Linked DNA regions of Mus musculus: region 2 is linked to region 1. Evidence: chromatin loops called from intact Hi-C (ENCODE). Cell type or tissue: left cerebral cortex. All regions are shown on one strand.

Region 1 (8,000 bases):
CGAAAAGTGAGCATGGGAAAGAGAGATACGCTGGGGGCTCCATAGACAGCCCAAAGGTGTGTTTCAGTCCTTCTGCATCAGAATATCTGGGGTGGAGCTCTGGCAGGGGTGTGTTCTGAAGTCTTCTGGGGTTGATAATTACTGTGTGGATAAACATGGTTGACTGAGCCTGAGGTCCAAGGCTCCCAGGGCAGACCACAGTAGGACAGCCCACTGTGTGCAGCCTGAATCCAATCAGTCACCCTCCCACCTCATGCAGAAGAAAAGGACAGGATGATAGGATGAGAAGGAGGGAAAAGGTCAGAGCTCTGCAGAGCCAAGGACCTCCTGCAAGCATCCCTAGTCTATTGACATCAAGGAATGCCTACAAATGTCCCCCATCTATATAACTAAGTATCTGAGGAAATGCCATCTTGATGGGGTGAAAACAGACCCCAGTGTCCCATAGGGTTCTTGTTTGTAGTTCAAGTCTCTTTGAGGATGTGGAGTCCAGCATGCTATTGGGAAGGGTCAAGTGTTTCCACAACCCCACACTAGGAGCCTGAAAGGTTTGAGAAGAGTGTTGTGACTGTATTAAGACAGTATCTCATGTAACCCAGGCTGGCCTCAAACTCACTGTGTAGCTAAGGATAACCTTGAACTTGAGACCTTTTGTATGGAAGGAACATGAGACTCGTCACAAAGAACTTAAAAGCACATGCCTGGCAGAGCTCCAGCCCAGATATTCTGATGTAGTGAGGTTGGGGTACAGCCTGGTGTGGAGATGCCGGGGGATACCAACACGCCTGGTTATGAGGTGTTGGAGATCTGACAGAGGCTTTGTATATGCTAGATAGGCACTCTGAGCTCCATTTCCCATCCCTGGGACCTTGAAAGTAAGCTTTCCAAAGCCAGAGAGGGAGCCTTGCAGCGCATACACCTTTGATCCCAGCACTTGGGAGGAGGCAAAGGCTGGCAGATCTCTGTGGGCTCTGTGAGTTTGGGGTCAGCCTGCTCTACATAGAGAGTTCTAGCCAGAGCTACTTAATGAGACTTTGTTTCCAAAAAAGATAAGTTTCCCAACTCCTTGTTCTACAGATGGGGAAACTGAGGACCAAGGAAGGAAGAAGAGCTAAGTTAGATAGACTGGCTAGCATCTTGGTGGCAGTGTGCCAGGGAGATTTCTCTGGGTGGAGATGCAGGGCTGGATGGTGTCTTGTTCTATGAGGTTGCCAGAACTCCTGTTGGTAGCAGGAATGAAGACATGGAGAAAGGTGCTGTATGCATGGTAGCACTTAGGTTAAGCAGGAGTGTCAACTGAAAGGCTCAAGGTTAAATTTAGGCCAGCTGCCAGACTTTTGAGAAAGGTAATTGGACTAATCACTGGTGCTTTGTGACGCAATGAGATGAGGAAGGTGGCGAAGACTAGGAATCAGGGTTCAGTTGGAGGGAGCAGGTAACTGTGCATCATGGGGACCACCCTAGAGAGGCATATCATGTCCCCAGGCCTCTCTGATCACTCTCCGCTCCTGTCCACCACGAGATAACCTGTGCTCTCAATTGTATTCTGCTTCACTACATGTAGACCCAGAAGCAATGGACCATGTGACCATGGACTGAAGCCGCTAGAACTACAGGCTAAAATAGACCCGTCTGCCCTTAGGCTAAAATAGACCCTTCCGCCCTTGAGCTATTTTCTCAAAGATATTTTGTCACGATGACAAAAACTGACAAACATGGATGTCCTGGGACTGCTACACCAAATTTTCACAAGCATAGAGCAGACATGGATTTTGTCACAACTGAGGTCTGAACTCAGTGTCCCTAACTCATAGCTGTATACCTCTACTCTGTCTGAGGTGTCACAATGCTTCCCTCTCCCACATCTCCTACAAAGGAAGCTGATCACTGGATTCAGAGTTCAGCATGGTGTCATCTCAAGGGTCTTAACTACGTTCACAAAGACTATTATCCATACAAGGTCTCATTCGCAGGCACTGACTTTTGGATATACCTTTTTTTTTGTTGTTTTGGTTTTTTTTTTGTTTTGTTTTGTTTTTCGAGACAGGGTCTCTCTGTATAGCCCTGGCTGTCCTGGAACTCACTCTGTAGACCAGGCTGGCCTCGAAATCAGAAATCCACCTGCCTCTGCCTCCCAAGTGCTGGGATTAAAAGCATGCACCACCACGCCCGGCTGGATATACCTTTTAAGGACCACAATTCAACTGGTTACAGGAACTTCTTGGGTCAGCCCTGGGTGTGACCCTCCTTGGAACAGACGCGAGTGTACCCTCTTCAGCCACCCCCCCTCTGCAGGTGAGTAGATTCAGGTCCCACACTTGCTGCTGGCCATCAGGGGCCAAGCCAGAGGTATAAGAGAATGCTGGGTCCCGTGGCAGTTCTGTGGCAGTCCCAGGTGGCAGCCACTGTGCTCCAGGCTAGCCAGGAGCCAAATGAGGAGCTGAGTTTCTGATTCAGAAGCCCTTGGTGTCTCCAAGGGGCTACACATGCATCCACAGAGGCCAGGGGCCTGCTTAATTCGTGCTAACTTAACGGTATGCAGATTTAGTGGAAAGAATTAGGGAGGAGATTCTGGGTCTGGCCCCAGGAAATTCTTACTGCTGACCTAAGGTCTCTCAGGCTGGGGACTTGGTCAAGTCTTCAGCCTATCTGACAGCATAGGCTAGTAAACTAGCACATGCCCAGAAGGGGGCTCCGTACCCTATAGGTACTCCACACCTTGTCAACTAAATAAAGAAAGGAACACAGGTCTTCTCTAAAAGGGGAAGCCTAAGGGAGGTCTCCAGGCAGACAGGGGACCACCGTCAGTGATAGATTGTAAGTACCACCGTTTACACCCATATACATAACACAGTGCACACACACATACATACATGTACACTCATGCATACATATGAACACAACCACATGTACATGCACACATGCATACACCCCTCAAGGGTCTGAGACAACTAGAAAAAAAAAAAACAAACACCACTACATTGCAAAATAAAAGTTTAATAAACAAAAGTAAGGGCTGGAGAGGTGACTCAGAGGTTGAGAGCACTGACTGCTCTTCCAGAGGTCCTGAGTTCAATTCCCAGCAACCATATGGTGGCTTACAACCATCTATAATGAGATCTGGCACCCTCTTCTGACATGCAGATATATATATATATACATATATGCATATATATGCAGAACACTGTGTATATTATAAATAAATAAATCTTAAAAAAAATAAATGAAAGTAAAATGGAGACAGGAAATGTGGGTAGAGATAACAACCCTGGAATCATCCATTGAGGACCTACTGAACTCAGGACACGGACTGATGTTAAAGGTTTCTAGGTACAGGCAGGAAGCTTGGTGAAAGGCTTTAGAGTTCCGACTAGACCCCGGAGGGCTTTAAAGTAGCTGATCCTTAAAGGAGTGAGCTGCTGGGTGGACACAGGATGGGGGCCGGACCTGGCCATTCAAGGCTTCCGGTCTCTGGGTCTCTGAGTACCCGGAGCTAGAGCCCGGAAGAACTAGCAAGCCGAGGGAGTGAGCTACTCCTGTCTGCTAGGTTTAGAGTTGAGACCTGCAGCCTAGGTGCTGTTCTACGACTTGGCCTCAGCTTTCTATAGCCCAAGCTCACCCCTACCTCATCTGACCTAGTGGAGCCATCCTTCTGTTCTGAGGCCAAACACCCTTGGTGTATCCCACAGCACAGCCAGGAATGCTCGGCTCAGGCTTCCTTCTAAGCCACATGAGTATCTCTTCCCTACATCATCCCTTGAGATGTCCTGTATCACTGGGCCCCTGCCTACTCACCAATAACCTTAAGTGAGGGAATCAGAACAGCCCAAGGCTCTGGGAGGCCCCTTGGAATTGAGGGTAAGAAATCAAATTCCAAGCATTCGGAAACTTCCAGTATTGGAAGGCTCAGCCCTCAGTCCTCCTGTCTGTACTGCAATGTGGCCTTGGATAATCCTCTAACCTTCTCAGGCCTCAGCTTCTTCAGTGTGAGGCCCAGAGAGAGGGATGACAGACCTAACTCTACTTGCAACTCAAGCAGAGCCCCACACACTTCCCCATAACATGTCACAGGCTCTGCAGGACCACAGCACCAGTCCTCTTAAAACTGTGATTTCTTTGGGGGCAATAACTCTGCTTTATTGACCCTCACATTCCCTGCTGCCTAATCGAATAAAGTGCAGAAAATACTCTCACAGCCCAGAGTCAATCCTGGGAGATACACCCTGTGACCCTTATAGAAAACGAAGCTGCCACACAGAGACATGCCTGGCTCTGCACCAGTACATCAAGTGTCCAGTGCATTTCTGCCAGCTAGATGGAAGGGCACACTCGTAGATTAATGAGCAGACTGCTGGATGGGTGGGTATATGGGAGAATGAATGAGTGCATGGGTGGGCAGAGAGTCCGGTAAACAGATGGCGAGTAGGTGGGATGGGTGGGCAGGTAGATAGATGAGTGTGTGAGTGGACTGATGAGTGGGTGGGTGAATGGATGGACGGATGTCAGGTTGGTGGATTGATGATAGATCTGTGGATAGGTGAGTGAATAGACGGGTGTACAGACAGTAGCTCTGGAACTCCTGTGTTATCAGGTCCCAAGAGTAAGCAGAGAGATAACCTACGGACGGAGTAAGCCAAGCGGGGAGGTGTTCTGAAATAGTAAAGGACTTCTAACCCCCCCCCCATAGATAAAAAGATAGCAGAAGCAGAACCCCACCCACATCTCCGGCAGGCTGCCACTTCCTAAGTTTTGGCATGGCTCCCCCCAACGCCAGCACACACTTGGAGCTAGTGACTGTCTCGAGTGTCCCATCACACTCCAGCAGAGGGGTGGTTGGCAGAAGCTGCAAGCGAGTGGGTGGGCGGTGATCTGCTCCTTCTTTGTCAGCTGTAACCTTCCTCCTGGCTGCCTGTTCTCTGCAATGTTACACCAGTCCTGCAACACTTGGATGCCTGAGCCAATTTTGTCATGCAAATGAATTCAGCCCACTGTAAATCCTTCAGAAGGGGGTGGTAAGTGTCCAGAACCTTGGGGGGTGGAGTTACCTAAGAATGGCTTCCCTGATGTCCCCTTCATTGCCACCAAGGCAACATCTCAGACCTATGCATTGGACAGACCCCTGGTAAGGACTAGAACAAGCCTTACTTATGGATCTTCTCTCGTGATTGGTTAATCATCTGAGATACAGAGGGGACAGTTCCCTGTACACAGCCACACAGCCAATTAGCCAGGGCTCAGCTAAGCCTCCCTGCTCTCTGTCATACCTTTCCCCATAGGCTGAGCTGTTCTTGCTATAAACCCCATACAGAGACAACTGGCCTCCCAGACGGCCTGAGCCCACTCTTCCATCTACTCTTAGCTGCAAAGTGAGCCCGGAGCCTCCCAGGGTCAGCCTCTCATCCCCTTAGCTCTGTGACAGAGGACTAAAATATAGACAAGAACCAGAGTGGCCTGGAAAACCAGAAGGACCAAGAGGACAGGCCGTTGTGTTCTAGGATAGGTGATAGCAAGAAAGATTGGCCAAAGCAAGGCCAGGCTGATACCTAATACCGGTCAAAAGCAGGGTAGGGGGGGGGGGCAAATGTCAAGTGTTTCTCCAAGGAGGGCATCCAGGACCCATGTCATAGGTCACAAAGGTAAGGAGAGAGGTTATGTTGAGAGATAGCAAGTGACTAGGGTCAGAATGTCTAGACCCGAGGTGTAGGAACAGGGAAAGACTCCAGTTGGCTGGATTTTCTTCACCAGTCTTGGGAAATTCTGTCTGGAACTCTAGTTGTCCCTACCTTACGAATCAGAAAATGGAGTTGAGGGAAATTGTGAGCCTGTCCACCAAGGCCACACATCTTGCTGGGGTGATTTAATTCTAAAACCACAGGTCACAGGCTTTCCAAAGTCTATGTGCTTTCCTCAGCCACACCTACCTAATACTGCCATCAGGTGTCACCACACAGAGCTGCTGATAACAGAAGGGAGAAAAGGGGAGGGGGCGTCTGAGTTGACAAATGTAGAGGTAATTTCCAGGAAGTGAGTTTCTCAGAACCCTTGGGGCTCCCTAGAAGTACACTGCTCACAACCCCACCATCAACGTCTGCCCTTTAAGCCCCTCCCATTAGACCTGCACCCACCTCCCAACTGCGCCTGCGCACACCCCACCCTACAGGTCTCTAGGTCTTTATCCAGGTGTTCTCTCCCCTTGGAATGCTCTTCGCGCTCCATCTGCTTTCTGAGTTCCACGGCTTGGCTAGATTCAAACGGCCCCTCCTCTGCACTCCAGCATTCCCTAGCTCTCCCCTTCCACCTAGTTGTTTGCCAGCATTTACACTGGGTTGACTCTCCTCCCTAGTCCTCAAGGGGCAGGATGGCTCCCAAGCGTTAAAGCACCCTCCTTGCCAGTGACCCCCAGGGAGACCCTCTATAGTCCCTAATATGCCCCGGGGTGCTCTTCCGCCCCATCCTCCCCATCAGTAAGTCTCCATGCTGGGGACACTTCCATCAACCAAAATGGTGGAGATCGGTCACTGGCTAAAAGTGCCCTCACTGCCTAGGTTTACCAAGGCATTTTTGAGAGAGCTGTAGACCGGAATGGCCTCAGCTATGAGCTCAGGGCCTCCTAGCCCAGTGGCAGGGCTTGGGGACCTCTATGTCCCCTATGCTGCATGCACCAGTGCGCTCTTCTGCCTGGCAGCCTCCTAGGCCACAGCAGCCAGAAGGCAGAGTGCTGGGAAGGAAGGCACCTCCTTGCCACTGGGTAGACAGCTTTTTTGTTTGTTTGTTTGTTTTGTTTTTTTGTTTTTTCGAGACAGGGTTTCTCTGTATAGCCCTGGCTGTCCTGGAGCTCACTTTGTAGACCAGGCTGGCCTCGAACTCAGAAATCCGCCTGCCTCTGCCTCCCGAGTGCTGGGATTAAAGGTGTGTGCCACCACGCCCAGCGACAGCTTTTTAAAGTCCCTCTGGACCTGGGCAGGCTCCTTCCTGGGGCCTCAGTTTCTTGCAAGGCAACCGAGAGGGTGTCCCAGCAGTGCCAAGGTTTTCACCCTGTAGGAGTAAAGTCCAAACTAAAACCTCCATTTATAACTTAGATACCATTCCCTGGAGCCCCCCGCCTTGAATTAGGTCAGCAGTTTCACAACCTGTGGGCCGCAACCCTGTTGGCAAACCTTTATCTCCAAAATTATTTATGTTACAATTCATCACAGTAGCAAAATTACAGTTCTGAAGTAGAAATGAAAATAATTTTGCCGTGGGGGGGGTCACCATAACATGAGGAACTGCTGTATTAAAGGGGTCAGTCACAGCATCAGGAAGGTTCAGGACCACTGAGTTAGATGAACAAGGGAATGCTGGACCTACAAGGCCCCATGGAACAGTCACTGTCTAGAGGGTGGTAGGGATGCTGAGTTCTTAGTGCAGACCCTGTGCTCACAAAATTCCTAGGGACGCCATCTTATGAGGTTTTGTAGCCTCTCTATATACCAGAGTATCAGCCCTACTTCACAGAGGGCCAAAGAAGGCCGTCTCCCCAAGCTACCTAGAGCCCAAAGTCTGACCCTTCTTCTACTCAGTGGCTTGGTCCCTGTCTTTGGAATGCAGTGAGCCTCTCTGCCTCTGTTTACCCACTTCCTTTGGCTGGCTTCATTTAGGGTGGGTGGGAAGTAGGACAGAGGAGGGGGTACCCTGGGCAACAGAGAGAGGAAGATGGCCAGATGGTCTGCACCTAGTTCTCACTTGTGTGATCATAGTGGTCCAGAGAGTCTGACTCTTCATGGATACTCAAAGAAATGGTGACTGAGGACCAAGGTCCACACCAGTCATCCTAGCAGTCAGGGAGCTGGCAGGATCTGAAGCTTGAGGCCGACAAGTGTTACATAGGAAATTAAATGACAATCCCAGCGACATTGTAAAACCCTGTGTCAGCCCTCCTCACATACTGCCCCCACTCTAGGCAAAAACAAACAAAAACAATAAGTTGGCATCTGTTCTCTCACATGGATGTTGTATGA
Region 2 (8,000 bases), 62 kb after region 1:
AGACCACGGCCTGGGCCACGTCTGACCTCAGAGACAGAGATGAGCCTGCCTGCTCATCACTGTCTAGATATATTACCTGTCCCCATCTCCAAAATATAACAAAATATGGAACTCAGTGGCCAAAGGAACCCATTCAGAGATAGGGTCAGCACTTCCCTTTCTTTCCCATATTTCTCTCTCCTCGGGGTTTCTGGGTTCTTAGGTTCTCTCTCTCTCTGTCTCTCTCTGTCTCTCTCTCTCTCTTTCTTCTTTTTCAGATTGTGTGTATGTGTGTGTGTGTGTGTGTGTGTGTGTGTGTGTGCACATGCATGCAGGTACCTAAGGAGACCAAAAGAGGGCATCAGATTCCCTGAAGCTCTGAGCCACCCTATGTGAAGAACTGAACTCAGGTTGTCTGCAAGAGCAGCAAGGACTCCTAACCAACAAACCTTCTTCCAGCACCTGTAACCCAGTTGGCACACAGTATGTAGCCAAGGGTGACTTTGAATTACAGATGTAGGAAATCATACTCAATTTTATGTGGTACTGGGACCTGAACCTGTGGCCTCATGTATGCTAAGCAAACAGTCTCTCTGCTGAGCTACATTGCACTGCTCCATAGTGTGTGTTTCTGGCTCCTCAATTCTCTAAAGCTTAGTTCTCACTGGTCATGCAGCCTTCTTTAACATGGCCTTCGCTGTGCTGTTCTGTTTAGAAGAGTGTAAAAGTAACTCCTGCCCTAAGAGTGTGACTCTGTGGTAGCATGCTTGCCCAGCATGTATAAGGCTGGGTTCAGGTCCCAGCAGCACAAATAGGGCTTACAAAAAACCATAGCTCCTGGCTAGAACTGAAGTTTAATCCTGTGTCTTGGGCCACCCTGTGGCTGTCTCCATGCGGTGCTGCATAGGGAAATGTCCTAGAGCTTATTGCTATGAAGAGCTACCAAGCAACTCTTATAAAGGAAAGCATTTAACTGGGACTGGCTTACAGTTCAGAGGTTCAGTTCATTGTCATTACAGCAGGAAGCATCACAGGATGCAGGCAGCGTGGTGAAGTAGCTGAGAGTTCTACATCTGGATTAGCAGGCAACAAGGAGAGAGAACAACACTGGGCCTGGCTTGAGCTTCTGAAACCTCACTGCCCACCCCCAGTGACACACTTCCTCCAACAAAGCCACACCTACTCCAACAAGGCCAAATCTCCAAATAGCGCCACTCCCTATGAGCTTATAGGGGCCATTTTCTTTCAAACCACCATAGGGGAAGACATTAGGAGTCAGTTCTAGATTTCTCTAATACTTCTCCACAGCAATGACATCCCTGTCAAACTCATCCAGTCCCCTGTTCTATCTCCACTGCATTCAGTATCCACACTGCACCCCTGACTCCCCATGCAGGCCCTGCAGCCACTTGGCCCCCCTGCTTCTGCTCCATTCAGGAATGTTTCCGGCCCCTCCTCCAGGATGGAAACTACCTGTGAGGAAGGAAATTATTCAGAAAGTTGTAGGATAGTATCCTCCAGTTTTTCCTTCCACTCCCTACCCACTGCTCTACTGGAGCGGCTGAGGACCAAAGACCGAACACAGCTCTGTTCTTGAAGAGGTTGGTCCTCCTGGGCAGGACATCTTTGGTGCTGTGACAGTCTTGATTAGAAGGTGTAGACACAGTGATCACACCGCAGTCTGCTCTTCCAGAAGCCTGCAGTTAGGTCAGGAAAATAACGGAGACAAACCGACAGCCTGAGTGTGGAGTGCATGTTGCAGCTGTGCCTTCTGGAAGGGGTGGCCAGGCAAACTGCTCCAGAGAGGGAAGCCCTGGAACTGTCAGAACTGTTGAAAAGGCTTGGACAGCAGCAGCCATTTGACTGGGGCGGGGGGGGTGAGGGGTGATCACTTGTGGTAGCCACTCAGCTGCAGAGGCACAGGTAAGCAGGACACTGAGAGACACTGAGACACACTGAGACACTGATTCAGGTGCCTGGAGCAGGAACAGGTGAGAGGTACCAGGCCAGAAAGGCAGGTTTTGGGCCAGAGAGCCTTGGGGCTTCAGAGCACATGGGGTGAATCTAAACCTGAGATTCACCTGAGGAGCATAAAGACTTTGGACCATGAAGCTATTACAATCAAGTCTGTTGGAGGATGCTCACCAGTGGCCAGTAGAAGAAAGAGAGGAGGGAGAGGGTGAAGAGAGGAGCCATTCAGAGGCTCAAGCATGGACAGGTCCTATGAAGCTAGAAGAGGAAGGTGGCATTAAACCCTGGCATGATGGGGGCTGAGGAGAGAGCTCATTGGTTGAAGAGCTTGCTGTGCAAGTGTGCAGGCCTGCGTTCAGATCCCCAGCACCCGTGTGGAAAAGCAAGCACATCAGGGTACACGTGAGAGCCCAGCGCTGGTGGGCGGAAACAGGCGGGTCCCGGGAGCTCACTGGCCATCTAGGGTAGCTGAAACAGAGAACTTCAGATGCAGGGAGAGATCCTGTCTTGAAGAGTAAGATGGGGAAGCAATTGGGGGATGTCCTGACATCAAGCTCAGCTCTTCATATGCACCCTTACAGCAAGCACATCCCTCACACATGTACACACACACACACACACACACACACACACACACACACACACTGGCGTGATGGATAGCTGAGTTAGCAGAACACTTGCCTAGCATGCACAAAGCCCTCAGTTCAATCCCTCATACCATATAAACCAAATATGGCTGCATATGCTTATATTCTCAGCACTTGGGAGGGGGAGGGATCAGAACTTTAAGGTCACCCACATCCTTGTCCTATATATGGAGTTTGGGGTCAGTCTAGAACTGAGACCCTGTGTTAAAATAAACAAACAAAAACCATGCCATGCCAGGACAGACAGACATAAGAGTAGACGGGAAGGGTAGACCCTGTTCTGAGTGACAGCAAGATTCCTTGGCCCCTGCCCACGTACCCTGTCACCCTCAGTAGCCTTACTTGATCCAACGTTTTCCAGCCCAGATGAGCTGAATGTGGCTGCTCTCACCTCTGCAACTCCCTCAGAGCCCTGGACGTCAATCTGAAGTTCTTTTGGTGACTAACCCTCCTCGTTCTTTCTGCTTTACAAAGCACCCGAGCATCTCCAAAGCCATGGACTTCTGGAACTGATGACGGTCCAGGACTCCCTGTTCCATCTGCATGGAGAAGCTGAGCCCAGTGGCCTCACAGGCAAATGAAGTTCAATTCAAAAGGTCAGGAGTTGAAAGTCAAGAGTCAGAGGTCAGAGACTTTAGAGTCAGGTCCTGACTCTGACATCTGCTACTCTATATGCGTTGGGATAAATTAATTAACCTCCCAGCTCTGCAGCTTCCTTGGCTATGAAATGGGAACAGTGGAGGTACCTGCCTCTAAAGCAGCAGTTCTCAACCTGTGGGCCGGGACCCCTCTGGGGTTGAACAATCCTTTCATGAGGGTCCAAGGGTTGCAGCATTGGGAAAGTTGAGAGTCACTGATCTAGAGCCATAAAGACTAAAGGACATAAAGACATGAACAGCACAAAGTATACAGTGTCAGGCATACAGCAAGTACTCGGGATGTGTTGGACTCTTCTCTTCTTTCTTTTGGTACCAGGGATCCGACCCAAAGCTTCATGAAATCTAGGCAATGCTCTACCACTGAGCCACACCTCCAGCTGATGTTTTCCTATGGGAAGCACAGAGGCATAACTCGGTCTCTGTTTTCACAGAATTAACATGTAAGTAAGGAAATAAGTGCCATCCTGCTTGGAGCTAAGGACAAAAGAGAGGGAAGGTATCAGACCACTCTGGGTGAAACCCCAGTCTAGGGAGGGTGTGGCACCCAGAGCTCAGTCCCTGTTTCAAAAGCTTGGTTTGAGATGGGGGTGGGACTCGGAGAGAAAGCACTAGCTTGGCGTGTACAAAACCAAACACGGATGGAGCACCATGGGAGAATCACTTCCTATCTAGGGAGCATCTAACAAGCTGGGTAAGGCTGGACCTTTGCAATCAAGGTCTGGCCTTTGCTGCCTCTGCCTGTGTCTCCCTGGAGAACTACCAATTTATTGAAGCATTGCCTCCTCAGGGAAGACTCCCATGGTCTTGCTAGACACAGTGCATCTCCCCTTCACACACAGACTCCACCTCCATCAGATTACATGGTACAAAAGGAGCCTATGACTCTCGATCTCTCTCTCCCTCCTCCCTCCCCCTCTCCCCTCCCTCTCCCTCTCTCCCCATCTCTTGTCTGTCTCTCTTCTCTCTGTCCCTTTCTCTCCCCTCTGTCTGTCTATGAGTGTATGTATCCCTGTGTGTGTGTACCTGTGTGTGTGCATATGCGTGCATGCCTGCCTATCAATTTGTCTGCTTGTTTGAGTTCCAGCACACACACAGCAAATTACACACAAACATACACACACACATACACACACACACACACACACACACACACACACAAACACCACTATATGATAGAATGAATGGATAGACTGGCTAAGAAGCAATCTGAAGGCCCTGGCCTATCAAGAAGATAGACACACTGGATCTAGACATGTCTCTCTGACATGGAACAGAATAGTGATTACCCTCTCTAGGGCTTCCAAGAAAATCCAGGACAGTAAGAGTAGTGAGATTCCAGGAGTCCCCAACTGGCTCTGTCCACAGAACCTGCCTACCATCATTCCCTCACACCACCAACACAGCACCTTCAGCCAGGACTGGCTATCTTCCCAAGCCGGGCAGCATGCCCTGGAAAAGTACCACAAATATAACACAAGTCTGTTACCAAAACAAAAAGAGGGCAGAAAAGGAGTCCATGCAAAAGTCTCTCGAAGCAGGCCAGAGCGGTCCTGCTCACCTCTGCATGGTTCATGCAGGCCAAAGCCGACAGCAAAACCAGCTTCCAAAGCATGTTGGATAAGCAAAGCTGGCTGTGCTCTCTCCGAAGTGGCTCCCTCCAAGAGCCCATAAGGGCAGCCCTGGAAGTCCCACATATACTTCTGACTGGTGCTGGATCTTTTAAAACAAAATGATTCTCTTTTTATTCATGTGTATGCATCTATGTGAGCATAGGTCTCATGGGTTCAGGTGCCTGAAGAGGCCCAAAGAGGGAGTCCGATCCCCTGCAGCTGAAGTTGCAGGCAGTTGTGGGCCACCCACTGTGAGTCCTGGGGCCCAAACTCAGGTCCTCTGCAAGAGCAACAAATGTTCTTAACCACTGAGCCAGCCTTCCAGTCCTATGTGTACTTGATCTTGGACAAGACATTTGGACTTTTTGGGCCTCAGTGCCTCCTCTCGAAAATGGGTGTGTCCATGACTAGGCAAAGGCCTTCTCAGTGAGAACAAAGTAGGAACTTGAAATTAGAGGGGCTTTGTGAACCATGAGGAGCTACCCACCCAAGGTGCATGAGACATTTGGATTGTCATATTGTTGGTAAGATTCAAGCTCTTTACCACTGGGTCAATACTATGACCCTGTATGGGGTCCCCAGCATCTGCCTTGAGCTGGATTTTCTGACCCAAGACCCAGCAGAATAATTGGGGAAAAGAGAGATGGGTATGTGTGTCCAGATATGTGTGCACACAAGCATTCAAGTTTGTATGCCTGTGTGTACTTTGCATATCTGTGCCTGTGTATACTTGTGTATATGTTGTTGGCTGACATTTATGCATCTGTGTACACCTATTTTGTACATGTTCATGGATGTATATCCATGTGTGCATGTGTGTAGAATTGCATTGCATTTGTGTGCATATGTGGGTGTGTGTGTATCTGTGTCTTCCCAGGGTGGAGAGCGGCAAGGATGGAGGGGAGAAAAGAGACTGAAGAAGAAAAGGAGAAAAGCAGAGGGAAGAGGACTGAGGTATTCGGTTACATGATCTAAATTCTAATCAAACATCATTTAAAGCGTGTTTTATTTCAGCCTCCGGAGAGCCGGTCCCTCCTGGCTGCTCACCATGGCAACGAGCCGCTCATTTCAGAAGTGTCATGGCACATTATCGTCCTGCCGCCTCACACGCTCTCGCTGCCTGACAACTTCGCTCTGCCCCTTGCGACAACCATCCCCACTCTGCTGGTTTATTTTTGGTGTCAGCCTTTCCCCTCCCTGCCCCCCTCCCCATCACCAGTGGATTGAAAGACAACCTCGGCCCTCCAGCCGGTGAGCATCGCAGCCTGTTTGGTGATAAGAGATAATTTGAGAAGATATTTGCTTACATGTGTATGAACAATTTGCTGCGTTAAGACAATTCCACCCGGTGCAGAGGACGGCGGTGGGGCGAGGGGGGTGGCGGGGGGTGGCCAGGGATCCAGTTGACAATACCTCAGGAAAAACGAAGGAGAGGGTGCCCCTCCCTTCTCGGAACCCCCTCAATCTCTTAGAGCTCCTCTGAGGTTCTCCTCAACCCACCTTCCTAGCGTCCTCAAGCTATGATAGTCCTGCTGCTTGCTAAGTTGCTGTGTGACCTTGTGTAAGTCACTCCCCTTGTCTGTACGTCCCTTTCCTTATTTGTTAAATAATGGGGTTGGGTCAGGCAGCAATGGATGCCTTACCAAACATGCCACTGTGTGAATCAGACATTCTAAACTGATATGGGGGTAGTAAAAGGCCCACAAAGAGGACTATCCCCTGATCTTTTCAACACTGCGGAGACAAATGAAGAGAAGAAATGACCTAGGCAGGTAAGAAATGGGCAGGGCTTGCAGTGGGGTCCTCAATCTCCCCCAAAGACCTCAGATTTATCCTCTCCTGGACAGGGGTCTCCAGGAGACCCTCCCTGATCTCTATTACAGAGGTGAGACACTACTGTAGCCACCTGCCCCCTTATATCATATCCCTATGAACCCATGTGCACAGCCTAGACCAGGGGCCAGGACTCGGGTCCTGGGACAGATTCTGAAGCCAGGGGCAGGAGAAGTGCCTGAGAGCCAGGACAAGCTTCTGAGGCCAAGCACAGAAACAATGGGAAGAGAAGCAAGAGTGGCCCAGCTTGAAACTTCCACCCACTGAACACAAAGAGTGACAGTCCACACTGTGTCCACTGAAGGCCTGCAGGTGTCATGTGTACACTTAGATCAAAAGGTCTGATCCCCGTCTCTAGACAACCTCTCCCTTCTGCAGAGGGAGCCCAGGCTTCAAAGATACCATTCATCCACGTATTTTCTAGCTAGCATGCATGATGACTGTTGAGATTTTTAAAAGGTTTGGCACAGTCCGGGGCATACAGTAGGCATTCAATAAATATCAGCTGTTGAGTTATCATGTAACTGGGGAGTCTAAAGAACAAGGGCTTTGGACTGATGGGGAAGGCCCCTGCTACCTCAGGCTGCTGTGTGTCTTGTGGCTGGTTTGGCTCTACTTAGGCCTTTCCTATGGCAAGCCAAATTCCTGCCATGGCTACACCTGACTCCAAGCCCTCTGCCCGGTCCTGCTTGGTTCTCCGGCCCTTCCAAGTGTGTTTTGCACCATAGAGGATAAACTTCCCCTGAATGCCTTCAGTTCTTACCTGCCCAAGTGAGGGTGACCCGCAGCCACAAGTCCACACGAGCCCCTACACCATGAGGCCACCACTCCCATGCCCTGCCCTAGAGTTAGGAGGCCCATCCCAGGAAATCTACAGCAGAGAGAGAGAGAGAGAGAGAGAGAGAGAGAGAGAGAGAGAGCTGGGTCTCCTTTACCATTGAGCACTGTGTAGGCACCCAAGCCTCATCAGACCCCTTGTTCCCTCCAGACACAGTGAACTGTAGAGGCAGGGCCAAGGCCAACTGTATTACCTCTCAGCCACAAGGCCTAAAGCCAAAGGTTTAGCCTCAGGGCTCTTATCCAAAAAACAGAGCTTACAATCCCTGTTTCAATGAGCTGCAGGCAGGTAAGAGCACTGAATGCTCTTCTGAAGGTCCTGAGTTCAAATCCCAGCAACCACATGGTAGCTCACAACCACCCGTAATGAGATCTGTTGCTCTCTTCCGAAGACAGCTACAGTGTACTTACTTATAATAATAAATAATTCTTTAAAATAAGAATGAGTTGCAGGCATGACCAGA

What was found. Hi-C counts contacts between places; a loop is a spot of excess contacts. Peaks named below come from ENCODE experiments on the same cell type or tissue, not always from the same donor. Only the 100,000 strongest peaks of a DNase experiment are listed, where the experiment ranks them.
Region 2: it touches region 1 in a loop (3-fold over the local background); 2 of 42 quality-filtered maps call a loop at or near these places.

Annotation. Positions count from the first base shown.
Region 1 is chr11:84,692,824-84,700,823 of GRCm38, forward strand. No RefSeq gene overlaps it. Among named protein-coding and RNA genes, the nearest start is that of 1700109G15Rik, 24 kb to the right of the region's middle. In left cerebral cortex, a CTCF peak has its summit at 4,836; DNase peaks (open chromatin) are centred at 4,445 and 4,850.
Region 2 is chr11:84,755,072-84,763,071 of GRCm38, forward strand. No RefSeq gene overlaps it. Among named protein-coding and RNA genes, the nearest start is that of 1700109G15Rik, 39 kb to the left of the region's middle. In left cerebral cortex, no CTCF peak of the experiment used is centred here; DNase peaks (open chromatin) are centred at 4,683 and 5,938; H3K27ac peaks cover 2,025 bases.